Linked DNA regions of Mus musculus: region 2 is linked to region 1. Evidence: chromatin loops called from intact Hi-C (ENCODE). Cell type or tissue: heart. All regions are shown on one strand.

The links. Peaks named below come from ENCODE experiments on the same cell type or tissue, not always from the same donor. Only the 100,000 strongest peaks of a DNase experiment are listed, where the experiment ranks them.
Region 2: it touches region 1 in a loop (2.4-fold over the local background); 4 of 42 quality-filtered maps call a loop at or near these places.

Annotation. Positions count from the first base shown.
Region 1 is chr6:50,355,015-50,363,014 of GRCm38, reverse strand. All of the region lies in intron 3 of Osbpl3 (oxysterol binding protein-like 3), which reads left to right. Among named protein-coding and RNA genes, the nearest start is that of Gm52900, 23 kb to the left of the region's middle. In heart, no CTCF peak of the experiment used is centred here; DNase peaks (open chromatin) are centred at 4,114, 4,614, 7,514 and 7,834; H3K4me3 peaks cover 354 bases; H3K27ac peaks cover 3,912 bases; H3K27me3 peaks cover 479 bases.
Region 2 is chr6:50,433,399-50,441,398 of GRCm38, reverse strand. The region is part of intron 1 of Osbpl3 (oxysterol binding protein-like 3); the gene reads left to right. Among named protein-coding and RNA genes, the nearest start is that of Osbpl3, 19 kb to the left of the region's middle. In heart, a CTCF peak has its summit at 4,584; a DNase peak (open chromatin) is centred at 3,378.

The sequences.
Region 1 (8,000 bases):
CTTGAAAGGGAGAGATGTGTTCCTGAGTGAGTCTCCCCATGGTGACTCAGCTTGCTCCTGTCCCCCACTGTCCCTGGGCTAATCTTTGGTGGCATTTGAGCATCCTCCAGGTCACCCAATGAGAGTTAATTTATGCAGCCATTCACTGATGCTTCACTTCAGAAACCACAACAAGTCTGGTACAGTGCCAGAATCTATAGAACAGCTAGGTTGACTGGGAGAGAATTTACCAAGCTTTGCATGAGGAAGTAAAGGTTGAGGTGTTGACATTTTCATTTGAGTATTGATCATGCTAAGATCCAAGCCAGGTGTCGTAGCGCATGCCTATAATCACACTACTTGAGAGACTGAGGGAGGAGGATAGCACGTTTGATACAAGCCTGGGCCCAAGACTGTCAAGGAGAGGGAAGAAGAGGAGGTGAAGGCAGTCATATTGATTTATTTAATATAGTGGCACTGAGTTAGATGAGGTTCCTTATTAAAGCGTGGAGTAGCCACAGTGCAGGTCATGGGAAGAACTCGGGTGCTCCAGGGAGAGTACGTCTTCCCCGCTATGCAACGCTTGGCTCACTCCCGAGATGCTTGAGCTGCAGCCTTGAGCTGAGCCGGCTCTTTGGCTCCTGCTCATGGAAGAGAAAATCTACTCCAGTGATTTGATGATTCCAAAATGCTAATGGCAGTCAAGATAGCTCAGCCACTAAAAGCGGTTGCCACACAGGGCTGACAGCCTGTGCTGAATCCCAGGGACCCAAACAAACAAACAGCCTGGGTGTGATGGTAAGCATCTGTAATCCCTGTGCTCCTATCAGGAAACGGAGGCAGAGAGGAGAGAATCACCCTTGAACGCTAACGAGTGTAGAGTATGAAGTGCGGTAGAAATGAGAGAGACCTCGCTTCAACACGGTAGAGAGCATTTACCCCTGAAAGTTGTCCTCAGGCCTCCACACGCACCGTGTGGCATGCATATGCTCACACACACATCCCACACACATAGGCACACAAGAATAAATAAAAGCAAAACAAGTCTAATGGCCCAGAAGTGACAGCGTGGGATGTAGGACAAGGCTGAACAGAAGGCACCTAGACATTGGTATTAGTGGAGCAATGAACATTGCCTGCCTTCCAGAGGACACGCAGAATAATCTGGTTTGCCCCTGGATGCTGGCCTTGGCATGAGGCTAGCCATATTCCCCTCTGTACCTTTCACAGGGGTAGCTGAGTCAAGTGTCCTGGCACGTCTCTGACCTCGCTCTCTCCTTTACCTTGTGCAGTTTGGTTGATTACTGGTCTCCTAAAAGAGAGGTGCATAATTCCCCCTCACAACCTGTGAATGCACACTGTTTGGAAAGGAGGGCCTGAGTAGATGAGGTTAATTTAAGGACCTTGAAAAGGACAGGGCATCCTTAGTTGTGTGAAGGGCCCTAAATTAATCAGCAAGAAGTCTGCCCAGGAGAAACACAGGGAGGACATGATATGAAGGTGGAAGTGGGCATGGTCATAGCAACAAGCTGAGGGGTAGCGGAGAAGCTGCAGCCTCCAGAGACCAGGATAGCCCAAACTGTCTCCCCTCCAACCTCCAGAGAGAGCCTGACTCTGCCTACACCAGGTTTGGGATTTCTGGCTTCCAGCAGTGTTGAAGAATTTTAAACTTCAGCGATGGGTGGTCATAGAATAGGTCTATGATCCCAGCACACAGGAGGCTGAGAGAGGAAGAGCCTACATTTGAGGCCAGCCCGGGCTAAATATAGCAAGACCTCATCTCAAAATCAAAACCAGAGAGAGATTTATTGGTTGAAACTTAAAGCCACTAAGTTGGTGGTCGTTTGCCATGACAGCCTCAGAAAATTAATTCTCTCTGCTTAGAGTCCAGCTCAAGCTCTTAGTCCAAAGGCATGACACCTTGGAACAGTGCCTGTCTGAGCCCCAGCTACAGTGTGTGACGTCCTCATGTGGCACCTACAGAGTTCCAACCTGTGATGCCTTTGCATTTCTCATGCGTGTCATTGCTTGGTGGTGTGTCTCAGCTTTTCTTGGGGGAGGGGTGCACTTAGTGTGAGGACTTTGTGTATGGGAGGGTTTGCCATTTTAAATGCCTGTGACCTACGCCTGTGATTCTAAGTCACGTGTGCAGCATTTCCCAGAAGGTACTTCTGTTTTGGTTACAAACTTCCATTAGCTTTCTGAGCACCCTGAGATGGAGACCAGAGAGCATGGGTGTCTAGCGTAGACGTGGGTCTCTCGAGAGATACCAAGCACTGTCACTGAGTGCCACTGTGGCTTCTCTGGGTAGAGTCTGCATTTTTTTTTCTTGCCAGTGCTCAGATACCACAGGGCACTGTATGCCACACACACGCAAAAAAAATTTTTTTAAATCAAAAGGTAATAAAGATAAATAAAAAAAGAATGTTGCAAGATAGAAGGAACAAAAATGTCATACCTTCTTACTGTTGGCCCCCAATCCATTCACATGGGCTGTTCAGGGGAGTTCCCACCTGACCTGGTGAGTTAGCCCAGTCCTGGTCCCCCAAAGCCTCTCAATTTTGTGACCCCACCAGGTAATTGATGTCACTTAAATTCTTTGGCAGAAGAACTCAACAGGTGACCATCATATCCTCCTTCAAATATGAATTTCAAAACAGACATTTCATGGCTCTGGGGGAAAGTCCTTGAGGGCAGAATAGGTTCAGTGTCCCTGGGTAGGGAAATCCATGTCTGTCTGGGTGTGTGTGGTGGGGCAGGGCCGGGAGGTGGGACAGGGGCTGAAGGAACTCCACTGAGTCCTACTGCACCTGTGGATGTTCTTGTCCAGACAATATGTCCAACAGCAAGATTCCGTGTGTGAGCTGCAGAGCCCACAGATATGTCCTGTTGCTTAGCAGTTATGTCTTGGGCAAGCTACTTTGGACTTTGGTGATGGTCCCCTCTGTGTGATGAGGACACACAGGACACTTCACTCCCTTCATTACTGTCAGGACCGCCATCATAAGAGCTGTGGACACCCACCACACCATGGTAGGCTGCTGTCAGGCACAGTGTCTCATGGGTGTCTCCATCATTAGTAATAGCTATTCCTCCTCCAAGGCCTGCTTACAGAACAACATTTGTGGGGAACGAGGAAATGTGTAAGGGTTGTTTTCATAGCTTGTTAAACCTTTATACTATTTGAGGAATATTTAGCAATATCAGTAACTTCCAAATATATCTGAGGAGCCTAAAAAGAGCTAAAGTAATTATAGCCATAATGCCAAGCGAGTCATCAGCTGGCTGAAGACAGTCGTTGTGTGTGTGCTTTGGATTTTTAAAATGGTGTTCCAATTGTAAAACTGCCTGTGGTCAGCACAGTTGCAATAAGCATGTGTCTCTTCTTTGGAGACCCAAGGCGATTTCAAGCAGAGCAGTGGGACGGCCGACAGCTCTCTTGTTCTCCCCCCACCCCCTTCATCCTCAGCACTGCCTCCCATGATTTCTGAAAGGACTTGGTGACTAGAAGTCTTCCAGTGAGTCTGTGAGGTTCTGTAACCTGTCAGGTAATAAGTCTAGGAGCATTTGGGGGCCTGGATCCTCTGGCGATTTCTCTCCCAGCTCTGTACACCTCTGAGATGGGAGAGAAAGGCCGGTGCCTGTTGGCATGCCGTGACTGAGGATCCCCAGTAGCCTTCAGAATCAACATGGGCTCACCGATGCTCATCCCCTTCTAGAATCTTCCATCCTGAAGTCAGGTTTGTACTTGAGGTGATACCATTGAAGCTCTGCTTCCCAGAGCATGGGTTTCTGACATGATTTAGATGTGCTCTTAGAGTTCGTTTATTCTCACCTCTCTCTTTCTCTCAGACTTAGCATCCTTTCTGTCCTCCTAGGCCAGGCTCCATCAGCCTTTGATGGAGCACTGCCTCTGATGGAGCACTCCAGAAACTAAGGAGTACTCTTCCCTGAGCAGCTATGCCCCTGTTGATTGATTGTTAGATGGTCACCTGCAGAGCTGGACTCTACACATCAGCCTGGTTTTCTCCTTGGTGTCTGTGTCCTTTGGAGTTCTTCAAGACAGCCTGGTCCCTGGTCTTCTGGAAGTGGTCCAGCCAATGACTAACGCTCAGCCCCTCCCCCACCCCTGAATTGGGATATGTGTCCACAGGCTCTCCCCTCCCCAGCCTGTGAACTGAGATGGGTGCTCACAGGATCACCCAATGATTTCCCTTGCATTTGGCCCTCACACACCAGTCTGCCTCTGAATAGTTTCCTCTCTCTCTCTCTCTCTCTCTCTCTCTCTCTCTCTCTCTCTTTCTGTTGCTCTTTGCCCTATTGGCACTTGTAAAACCTTCGCTGAGAGACGCTTAACAAAAGGCAACTCCAGCTCATGTGATTGCAGTCTAAGTATACAGTTGGTCTGACCTCAGAGTGGTTGTTCTGCTGTCAGGTACTTCCACGTGTCCATAGAAAAATCGTGAAAGGTGGTGCTACTGACCTTTAGCCTGTCGTGACAGGTTTTACAAGATCAAAATGCCTTTAAACTCACTGATGATGTGTGTAATCAGCGGCCGCGTGAGTTAATGCTGGACGTTGCCCTCTGGGTTTTAAAAACCTGGTAAAGTGATTACAGACTAATTAGAACAACCTGCTCTTCAGTCCTGCCAGATCCCTTTCCACACTTCTCAGCTGCTGGAAGAATGGAAGTTTCAGTCGGTTCTATTTCTGATATCACAGTCAGCCAGGGGAGCTGAGAACTGGGCATGTGCGAGGGGCCTGGGAGCGGTGCAGCGTGCACACAGCTGTGCTGGAAGGAAGGCAGCAGCGCTTGCGATCCGTGCACTCAGCACTATGGAAATGAACTTGGCCCACTCAAGAGCATGAATCAATGCCTAGCCGCCTTTCTAATCACAAAGCAGCTTCTATCTTGGGCACTTTTTAGACGTTCTGTAAAATAGACTGAACTCAACGCCAGATGACGGCCAGATCGGCCTCGTTTGGGCTTTTGCAGAAGTCTTGAGAAATTGCAGCCACATTTCTCTCTCTGTCTCATGGTCTTGATGACCTTTCAGCCTGATCCATGCAGGATGAGACATTAACCCTGCATATTAGACTCAGTATTAGGCTCAGTGAGCAGAGTTAGCCATTGCAGGACCTTGATGTCTGTGGTGGCCCAAATCTGTCCTGTAGTGTGTCTCTGGTATTCACCTCACTCAGGGTGCATTCCCTATCTTCAGAGCGGCATGGTATATGGAGGGCACCAGGTGCCACTCCTCCACGGACCCTTTAGTCTGGAACACTGGCTCCTCAAATTTATTTTTTATTACATTGGTTTGTGTTTGTGAGTTTCTGTGTTTCTCTGTGTGTATACACAGGTGTGTTTAGGCACACACATGTGCACATATCCATTGCCCTGGCACATGTGCGGCGATCTGAGGACAACTTCCTGGGGTCTGTTCTCTTCTCTCATGGCTCTTCTTCCAGGGCTTGAACTCAAGTTTTTAGGCATAATAGTCACTACCTTCATCCACTGAACCGTCTCCCAGCCTGCGTCTGATTTTTCTGAATACCACAATGAGTGGGCACTCAGTGCCCTTTCCATAGACTCTTGCTGTCAGACTTGCTCAGCTGATATTTACTGAGGACACAGATGATAATAAACAAGACTGGTAAGGCAAGGAACCCACATTCTAGCTGGAAAGGCATGCAGAAGAAGCTAGGTTTTCATTCTTAGTACTTCTCTTCAAAAGAGGGAGGGGCTTTCTTCAGGGAAGAGAAGGTTTTCGTAGAAATAGAATTTCACCAGGGAAGGAGGTTAGACAGGAGTTCAGGCAGGAAGGGGGAAATGGGCAAAGGGTTAGCAGCAGTGAAATGCACGGGCTGATTTCTTACACACTTGTACGCCAGTGACCAGAGAGCTAGGAGCTCTGAGCAGGCCCAGGGCTTCTGAGCTCCTTCTTCCAGAGTCTAGAGGTGGGCCAGGATTCACCCGCAATGTCCCCCCTTACCTTGTTCACTGGAATGTACACATCTAAAGATGGGAAAAATAACACTTTCCAATGAGGGCAGAATAATTAAAATCTCGTAGGCTGTGCCATGGGGTATCTGTGGCACTTGGTAGCTTGACCACAGCAGGAAATATACCTAATTCTCTTCCTCACTTTCTACCTTAAAAAAAAGAATCCTAACAAACCTGCGGTTGAAGGGTTGAAGGCCTCAGCCTCATCATAAAGTGTGTCCACTGTGATGTTAGCCACGGGAACAGTTTCTCTGACTCTTTCAGCACATTTATTAATATCTGCTATGGACTGTTTTAGGTCAGCGAACTGACAAAAGGCTCATGACTGTGTGGATCCAGAACGATCTCTCCAGTCCTTCTGTGGTGTTACAATATTCATTTATGTGTTTCCAACACCCCCGTATTTAGTATTCCTGTGACTCCGGGGGAATGTTATGAACTGTGACTGCAACTCAACCCTTTCCTGTGAAGCCAACGACCTAGTGTCCTTGACTTGATTCGAGAGTTTAATCTATTTTCTTGACTGGAGACTGCACCAAATCCCACGTAGAGAATCCTCTGAGTGGCTACCCCGTATGCGCCACGCTGCTGGAGTTGTGCACAAGGTGAAGAAGATAGTCTCTATGGTAGTTTGGAAAGAAAATTTGAGCTATGGGGCTCAAATGCAAAATCAGCAACTTATGAGCTAATTAAATGATAAATTACCTGGTAGTGCACAGTGACTACTTTACCACTGAGTTGACTCCTGCCGAGCAGACTTAACGGCTGAGCTGAGCTGTTTCTAGGTAACTGACATCAAGCAGGTCCTTATTTACAAAGATGTCTCATGGCACTTGCAGAATCTTTCTGGATGTGGGACACCCTTGTCATTGTGCCAGGCTGGGGATTCATTCAGAAAGTTTCTTATTGTCTTTTTGTCCCTTCACTTGAAGCTGAGATGCAAGAGACTTCTTCCCAACGCTGTCAATCAGCAGTGCCCCAGATTCCCCAGCCTCCGAGGGAACAGCTTCAGGCCACTGTCAGCCTCGGAGATCGAGGCTGCATCTTAGCTGTCACCAGCTAGCTCAGCAGTGACTTAGGAAGAAGCAAGCATTTGAATGATGAAGACAGGGCCTACAAAGGGCCCTTGCACCTTCTCTCCCAGCCAAGGAGAGCCTGCCTTTTCTTCATGGGGTAAATCTGGCTTTTCTGCTCGCCAGCACTTTCAAGTTCTTAACCTTGGAAGAAGATGAAACCTACAAACAGATGACATTTAGCAGGAACATAAATACATGCCCTTCCTCAATTGTTGACTTGAAGGGAGAGCAAACCTACTATAAACCCCAGGGAGGAGAAAACCCTATCTCCAGAATTCTGGGGTACCTCCTTTCTCACCAGAGTCAGTAAAGCCACGTTTGAAATTCTGTTCTTCTTTCCCATTCAGCCATGGGTAAGACCACATCTACGTTTCCCCTACTCTGGGAAGCATGGAGTAATGACTCATCCCTCCTGGAATTTGCACTGAGTGCAACTGAGAGGAACGGAGCAGACGTGGCGGCTGTCCTAGAGTTAGTGCTCTGTGCTTTGCCTTTTGCCTGGGAGTCTGAGGACAACTCGGAAGGCTGATCCACTTGAGTGCTTTCTATAGGACTGGCCGAGGATTCTTATGTGATGGTACCACACACACCCATCTTTCACAAGTGCGGGCCTATTGTATGTAATCTGAAAACAGTCATTTGACCTAAGGACACTGGACACAATTCGAATGTGTGCCACAATATAGCCTTCCGGGAACATGAGCCTGTAGCTTTTGTTCCACAGCTAGAGTTAGTTATCAGGAGCCTCCTGTTCCCAAGGCAGGAGGAAATGGGAGGTGCTCTCAAGGGGCTCAGCCTCATCCACACTACCACGAGCAAGGGGAAGTCCTTGGAAGAAAGGTTTAACACTGGAGTGATGGAGTCAGGGGGTGAAGGAATGCTTTCCTCTGGAGGAGCGGCGTCACTGTGGGGCCTTAGAGAGTCACAGCATTGAAACGGGT
Region 2 (8,000 bases), 78 kb before region 1:
GTGGCTGTATGGCCTGCACTGTGGTTTACAAGTCATGGCCCTGCCTATGTCCTCAAGGGTATTGAGCACTGCTCCTCCTTAGCCAACTGTTGATACATGTGAAAGAGCCATAGGAAACAGCCTGGCGATTGCCAGCTGGGCAAAAGACCCAGCTAGAGGAGAGGATCATGTGACTAGGAAACAGAGATAAGTTTCTCTGGTATACTGCTTCTAAGCCCCAGCAACATTGTAACCAGTTTCAAAGATTCATTGTGTGGATCTGTTGTGTAACAGCTTCCTTGTGGTTGAGACATTCCATCCTGCTGGGAAGCTCCTGAAACAGAAAGGTAAACAACTCAAACTAGTTTCAGGAAGTCCCTGAAACTGACCAGATTCACCATGCCCCTCTCTACCAGAGTAAGCAATTGAAGTTGAGAGTCCCGCCCAGAGGAAGTGACGCTGATCTACAAAGAAGATTTTCAGAGGAGAAAAGCTACAAAGACTTTGAGAGCAGACCAGCTGCCTCGAAGAAGGGAAGGGGAGATCAGACCGACTGCCTAGAAGAAACAGAAGCCAGGCTGCCTCTAAGAGTCACTTAGACACTTTGCAATCTGACTGTGCAATAAGTTCCAGGTTCGCAGCTATGTGAGCTGTCACCCATGCTGGGCTGGGCCTTGGTGATGCAGCTGTCTTTGAGTCATTTCTGCTCCTGTAAGTAACCTCTCACTCATATTTCTTTAAGTAGCCCCAATAAAATTCATTGGTTCACCAAGTAGGGCAGGAACCATAGTTGGTGTCTGGACAGGGACCTGAGAGAACCAGAGATGAGTTAGGGAAGAGCAAGTGCATGGTCCTGGATAAGAATAGCAAGGCCTGAAGTTGTGACGCCTGAGATGGAGCTTCTCTGGAGGAAATTCCAATACAGTTGTCATTTCCTGGATGGTGGGCGTTCTTGTGCCTTTGCGCTATAAGAGTGGTTGTATTGTTCTTGCAGTAGGTAGTGAGACATACAAGTAAGGCCGAGCCATCAGGATTAGGAGTGTCTGTAGGAGGCAGTCTCAGAATAGCAGCCTTCATCTGTGTGGTATGGGTGGCATGCCAGCTAGATGACTGGAGTTCCCTGTGTGAATGTGGAGACACCCTGAAAACAGTTAAAAAAAGGTAGAGGGAACGTTACGGTCTTTGAGGTTAGTGCAGCCGAGGAGGCTGCCTGGCCAGTGTTGTGCTCAGTTAGAAATGTACTTGAGGCCAAGATGGCGGCCAGGCAGGGGCTTGTTGTGTAAAGGCGTTGTTGCAACAAGAAAGAGAGATGTAGCCAGTATTCTCTGTTAGCTCCTGATTTAGCAACTAAATTAGATAAACAGGAAGGAGAGATGGTAAAAGCAGTAAAAGATAAGTCCAACCTTTAGTAGAAAAAGAGAGGAAAAATCTGTAATCTAGCACGTAGACGGGGCATTAATGTTGTATCAGGAAATTGTTAGCACTTGAATTGCTAGCATTAGGGAAGGCTTTTCAGCAAGTAGTGAGAGAGCCTGACCTTTGAGGCTGAGGGACACAGGCGCTGGTGGGAGCAGTCTAACTGCTGTGGAGGCAGAAAAACTAAATAATGGAACTCCCCATCCTCTCCTTAATTAAGGCAAAGGCTGTATAACCCGAGATAGTATGAAAAAGAGCAATCCCTGATGGACCGGTTTATCAAAGCCATTAAGAGCATTTGGAAGACCCCATAAATATCGGGAGCTGGAGGACCATTGAGGAGGGTCAGGTGTTGGCTGTATTTGAACCCTAGCTCACTGGGCCAGACAGAACTCTGTTTACAGAGGAGTTAAACAAAGGTTGATCCAGAAGGGATCAACCTCAAGGCTAGTATCAAGCTTTAATGGCTGAGTCCTTTGGTGGAACAAGATCTTTATAAAGCAGGAAAGGCTTTGGCAGATGTCAGTGACTTAGAACAGCATGTGAGGAACGTCTTCAAAGTAAAAGAGCCACCCAGAGGAGATCATTAAAAGGTAAAGTATGTGGCAGGATTTATGTTGAACTAGGGTTGCTAAGGAAAATCTGATAGAAAGGCATTGTGTGCTAAGGAGCATCTGCCTAAGGAGAAGACATCCTTGACAGAATACAGATGAAGCACAGCAAGCCTGTCCCAGGAGTGGGTGATCCCCCAGACCAAGGAGGGGACACAGCAAAAGATAAAGCTGGGGTGTAGACTGTTCGCCCAGCTAGAACTGCCCCGACAACCAGGGATGGTGAATGGGAGGCTAGAGGCATGTGCCAACCCAGGGTCACTCTGACCTAGTGAGTCAGAGGTGCAGCGGGAAAGCAGGGCCACATTTACCTTTGGCCTTGAGTATGTCTGAGCAGACTAAGTCAAATCCACTGAGTTGATCAGGTGTGGAGAAATGTAGGGAGGCTCCCAGAACAGGCTCCAGGTCATGTAAACATAATAGTTCAGAGAGAATCGCCAAGGATTACAGAGAACAAATTAAGTTAGCACCTCCTATCTATGTGTATTAGTCAGGGTTCTCTAGAGTCGTAGAACTTATGGAATGTCTCTCTGTATTGAGGGAATCTTATTGTGATGACTTACAGTCTGTAGTCCAACTAACCCAACAATGGTCAGCTGTCAATGGGAAGTCCAGGAATCTAGTAGTTGCTCAGTCCCACAAGGCTAGTTGTTTCAGTTTGTCTTCTGTAGAAGTAGGTTCCAACAGATGTGCTGGCAAGTAAGTGCAAGCAGTAGAAGAATGAATCTTCCTTCTTCCAAAATTGTTATGTAGGCCTCCAGCAGAAGGTGTGGCCCAGATTAAAGGTGTGTACTACCCACCACGCATGGATCTGGGACTTGCCTGGTCCCAGGCTGACCTTGAACTCAGAGATCTCCTTGCCTTAGTCTCCTGATATTAAAGGTGTGTACTACCTTGCCTGGGCTTAAGCTTTTCATGGCCACTACCACTCAAGATCTCCATATCAAGATCCAGGTCAGGAACTTGTGTCTTCAGCCTCAAGATCTGGATCACAGGTGAGCCCTCCCTACTCTGTACTGTAGTTCATTCCAGATATAGTCAAATTGACAACCAGGAGTAGCCATTACACTATGCTTTGTACCTGACCTTGATCTTTGGAGGAAGCAAATGATACAAATGGATGGAACCTGTCCCTGCTGTATTAGACCTTACTCCTTTCAACTCCTGGTTGGATGCCAGACCCTATTGCTGAAGACACTGCACATCCGTGCTTTGACTTAGAACATGGAGAAATTAAGCTGGGTCTGAACTGGAAACTTGCGTCCTGCTGACTGGTATTCATAGTGCCAGAGGGGTCTGTGCCAGCTGCAGGTGAACTGTCAACAACATCCCTGCTTGGGTATGAACTTTGTGTACTAAAAATACCAACACACAAGATTGCATGTGCCTGCTTGTGCAATAGTGGCTTGGCTGTTGTGGGTCAGACCAACATCCTTCTGATTGGATCTAAGGCCAGCTGCACAAAACCAGATTCAAGCCTAGTACTGGGAGCCAGAACAAAACCTATGGCTGGGGAGGTCAAAGGTTCCTCTGGGGAGGCAACTTCTGCTTTTTTTTTTTTGTTTTTTGTTTTTTTTAGATAGATGTGATGTGCCTGTCAAATTGCCTTCTAAACTTGTGTTTACGCCCATTATCAGCCTCTCTCATAACCACTGGAGAGCTCCTGAGATCAAATGGCTGTTACTATGATGTGGTGGCCTGCTTCTTAGTCATAGGTGGATGGATGTCTATAGTCATCCCCTCCAAGGCTCAGGGATCATTGAAGAAGATGGGACAGAAAGAATGTGAGAGCTGGAGGAAGGCGCCGAGTCTTGTGTAGCAGTTTCCTCCCAGATTGAAATATTTCATCCTGCAGGGCTGCTGCTTGTCTCTTTTGCTTTCTGGCTACTACAAGGTGAACAAGCTTCCTGTGCCACACACGTCCACTATCACGCTATGTTGTGCTGCCACTGGCTTGAAGGCACATGTGCCAAGTGACTGTGGAAACTCCTCTGCCTTCTCAGTGGCTTTTCTCATTTCTCCTCCTTCACATTAATGGAAAGCTGACAAACAGCAGTGTGCTGGCTACTTTTATGTCAACCTGACACAGGCTAGAAACATTCCAGAACAAATAATTTCTTTTGAGGAGGAAATGGCCCCCACCAGATTGGTCTGTGGGCAAGTCTGTGGGGAGCATTTTCCTGATTAGTGATTGATTTGCGTGGTCCCAGACCATTGAGCAAACAGCGCCCCTGGACTAATGGTTCTGGGTCTATAAGAAAGCAGGCTGAGCAAGCCATGGAGCAAGCCAGTAAGCAGCACCCCTCCATGGCTTCTGTGTCAGTTCCTGCCTCCTTCCAGGTTTCTGCTTTGAGTTTTTTCCCTGACTTCCTTGGATAATAGACTGTGATCCTGAGCTGTTTGCTGAATTAAGCCCTGGTTTTGCTGATAGTGTTCTGTCATGCCAATAAAACACACTGCTACTCAGAACAATAAGATAACCCTGAGACAGGATGTGAACTAACTGTATTGAAGGGGTGTGAGGAAAATGGCCTTGAGAATAGATGAACGACTCCCCCTGGGGGTGAGTGATTGTGCCAGGCTGAGCTGTGCACTCACAGCCCTTCAGCCTCATAAGACGTAGAACTCAAACTTTTTCCATAAGCATGGAGACAATACACATGTTTGTGTGCCTTAATCACACTCTGCCAACACATGCAGACAAAAATTGCTTCTAACTTTAGAAGGGTTAGGAGCGATAAAAAGTTGTGGAGAGAGCACAGAAAGCCCTTGTCTGCCCCAACCAAGTTTTCCTTAGTAGTAACATCTTAATGTTATGATCCATTTATCAAACCATCGAGCTGGTGCTGGCATAGTAATTCGGAACGTCCTTTGGCTGTCCTAGAGTCCCAACCAGCTTTTCCTATTATGCTAAATTATGCATCTCCCAGGCTCCTTTTGGCTGAGACAGTTTCTCAGATGTCTTTGTGTGTGTTGTGATGCTCTAACTGAAAACCTTAGGTTAATTAATTAATTATTAATTAAAAATTTTATTTTGTCTGCATGGGTGTTTGTCTGCATATATGGCTTTGCACCATGTGTGTGATGGATGCCTTCAAAGGTCAGGCAGGAAGAGGGCATTGAACCCCATGGAGGGTGTTAAGTCTCCATGTAGGTATTGGGAATTGAACCTGGATCCTCTGGAAGACCAGCCAGTGCTTAGATATGATTCTAGACCAAGAGTGGTTCAGTTACAAAAGTGCTTGCTGTTTAAACACGAGGACCTGTATTTGGACCCCAGATACTCCTGTAAAAATTGTATGGAGTGATTCGTGCCTGTATTCCCGGAGCTTCTGAGAACCAGTTCCCAGGGTTTCACTGGCCCTCCACCAGCCCAGCAGAATCCATGAGCTCCATGCTCAGTGACATACGCTATCTCAAAAATAACATGGAGAATAATCGAGGAAGGCATCTGCTATTGACCCCTGGCCTCGGCAAAAGAGCAGGCAAATGTGTGTGTGGGGAACACAGAGATCAATTTATTTATAAAGAGGAGAAGTGTATCCTTGTACAATTTGGGAGGATGGGATACCCAGGATCCAGGTGCTGACATCCGGTGTGGCTTCTTACCGCACCTTCACACAGTGGTAGATTCCAGAGAATCTACTCTTGGAAATCCTTTAAAGATCCATTTGGAAGGGGCTGTTTTTATGATGGAACCACTCCCAAAGCCCAACTTCCAAGCGTTGAGAGGGGCGTGGCGGTGTGTTTTATAGAGTGGCGGCTACTGGGATTTGGTGATGCTTTCGAGTCTGAGGAGGAAGTGGCTTTCCATGATGCCCTGAGGAGGGTATGTGATGCCATGACCTGAGCTTGTGTTCCTCTTGCATCCTGAAGAAGTGGAGTCCTGTTTTACCTCCTAAAGGGTAGAGGATCTAGCTAAGAGTCATGACTGTGTGGAAGATTTCTCTCTCCCTTTTTCCTATTTATTTATTTATCTATCATTCATTCATTCCACTACTTAATACTTACTTACTATACATCCCTGTGAACACACAGGTGTTTATTTTCTACTTGAGGTTCTAGTCTGGGAGTACAGGGTGGGTGTACTGTCTCTCGGGTGTTGTCCCGATTTCAGCCATGAGGAACCTCATCAGCTGGCTCCCACTGCCTTTGACATAAGTCCATCATGTGACCTCATCATGTGATCTTCCTTACTGGTTATTTTCTGGTACTACAAGGTGCTCCAGGCTCACCTTGTGCACTCAGTGTCATCTGGCTGTAAAGTTACTCCTGGTTCATCAAGTCTGCTTTACCACCCACCACCTGGATCATGACCCACCGTGACAATCACTGATCTGTTTGCCCCCATCCCATGTTAAAGAGAAAAGTAGACCTCTCAAAGAAGAGGCAGTTTAACTAAGACCATTCTCATGTAGCTAGGACTTTATCTTTGACCCTTCCTAGAACTGCGTATGAGCCGATGTCCCCACTGAGGACCAGGTTCAGCCTAGCACCATCTCTCCCAGGTTGTTGTGTGAGATATTCAGATGTGAATTCCCCTGCATGTGCCCAGGGCAGGGTTGGCAGAGAAAGAGCTGCTGGTGCGTTCTCTGTGGAGGCAGCTGAGATAGATGTGTGCTGTCTGGCCTGAACAGGATTTTATAATGTGAACACATTGCAAACAGACTCTGACTACTGATACTGAAGCACTTGGAGCAGGCTTGCCTACATGACTGGCCTGGCTTCCCTGGGCAGGTGGGCCAAAGAAATGCTTTGGATTCTAGTGTATTCTTTTGAGCGCACCTCCTTTCCACCAAAGAGGGTGACTTCAGGAGAGATGTAAATGCGCGCAGCAAACCCTTCTGACTTCATCCAGCGAACCTCAGAGAGCCACCAGCGCTGAATTGAACAGGTGCACATTCAGTGTTCTCAGGCCTGAAGCAGCTTGGTGTTAGGATCAGGCATAAATAACCATTATACCAGGGACACTTTCCTGTTTTAAATTTAAATTTAATTTCATGTGTATGTGTGTTTTGCCTTTAAGTGCCTGGCAGAGGCAAATCCTTTGGACCTTGGATCACAGATGGTTGTGTGCTACCAAGTGGGTGCTAGGAATTGAACCCTGATCCTCTGGGAGAGCAGTCCCTGTTCTTAACCATCTCTCCAGCCCCCGACATTTTTTTTTTTTTTTTAGTGAGGAAATAATATAGCCACCCGGAAGCTCCTCAGATTCAGAGGCTAACACAGGGCAGGCCCATTTGAATATTGATTTTCTTCATTTCAGAAGACTCTATTTATTTTATTTATATTTTTATTTTATTTATATTTATAATCAGGTGTGGGCTATCTGGCTGAAAAAAACTAATCCTTTAAAAGTTTTGAAAGGAACGAGGAAGCAATAATGTCTGAGGCCATTTGTTTGCAAATGACAGACGTCCATTTAGTGTCAGAACAATAAAAAAAGCGTTTGGTTTATGTTGCTAAGAAATTCTCAGTTGCAGCACTCAGGAAGCAGAGGCAGGCAGATCTCTGAGTCTACAGAGTGAGTTCCAGGAAGGCCAGGGCTGTACAGAGAAACCATGCAGAGTAAGACTGGCTTCAGAGCCCGAGCTCTGCTGCCACAGACTGTCTGTTTTCATCTGGGTTTGTCTCAGGCAGGCTTTCCCCTCTTAAGTGCCTCTTAGCACACGGGAGCAACGGTTGCATCTGTCGATGTTTATGGTCTGTTGATTTGTTACCTGGGTCATGGGTCTAATCCAAATTGTTGGGAGCAGGATTATCAGGGAGGTTACTTGCCAGGCAAGGGTCATGTGTGTCCTATAGAACTAAGGAAAGACTGAGACGGAAGTATCAGAGTGGAGTGTTTGCAGGTCATTTGTGGTTGTGACGGATACTTGCTATTGACAGAAGGAATGTAACTTCAAGTCTTTCCTTCCATAACGTGTTTAGTGTAGATCATTAGGTAGGTTAGGAACTTACAGGAACCAAGAATTCTCAGTTCAGGATTTCATA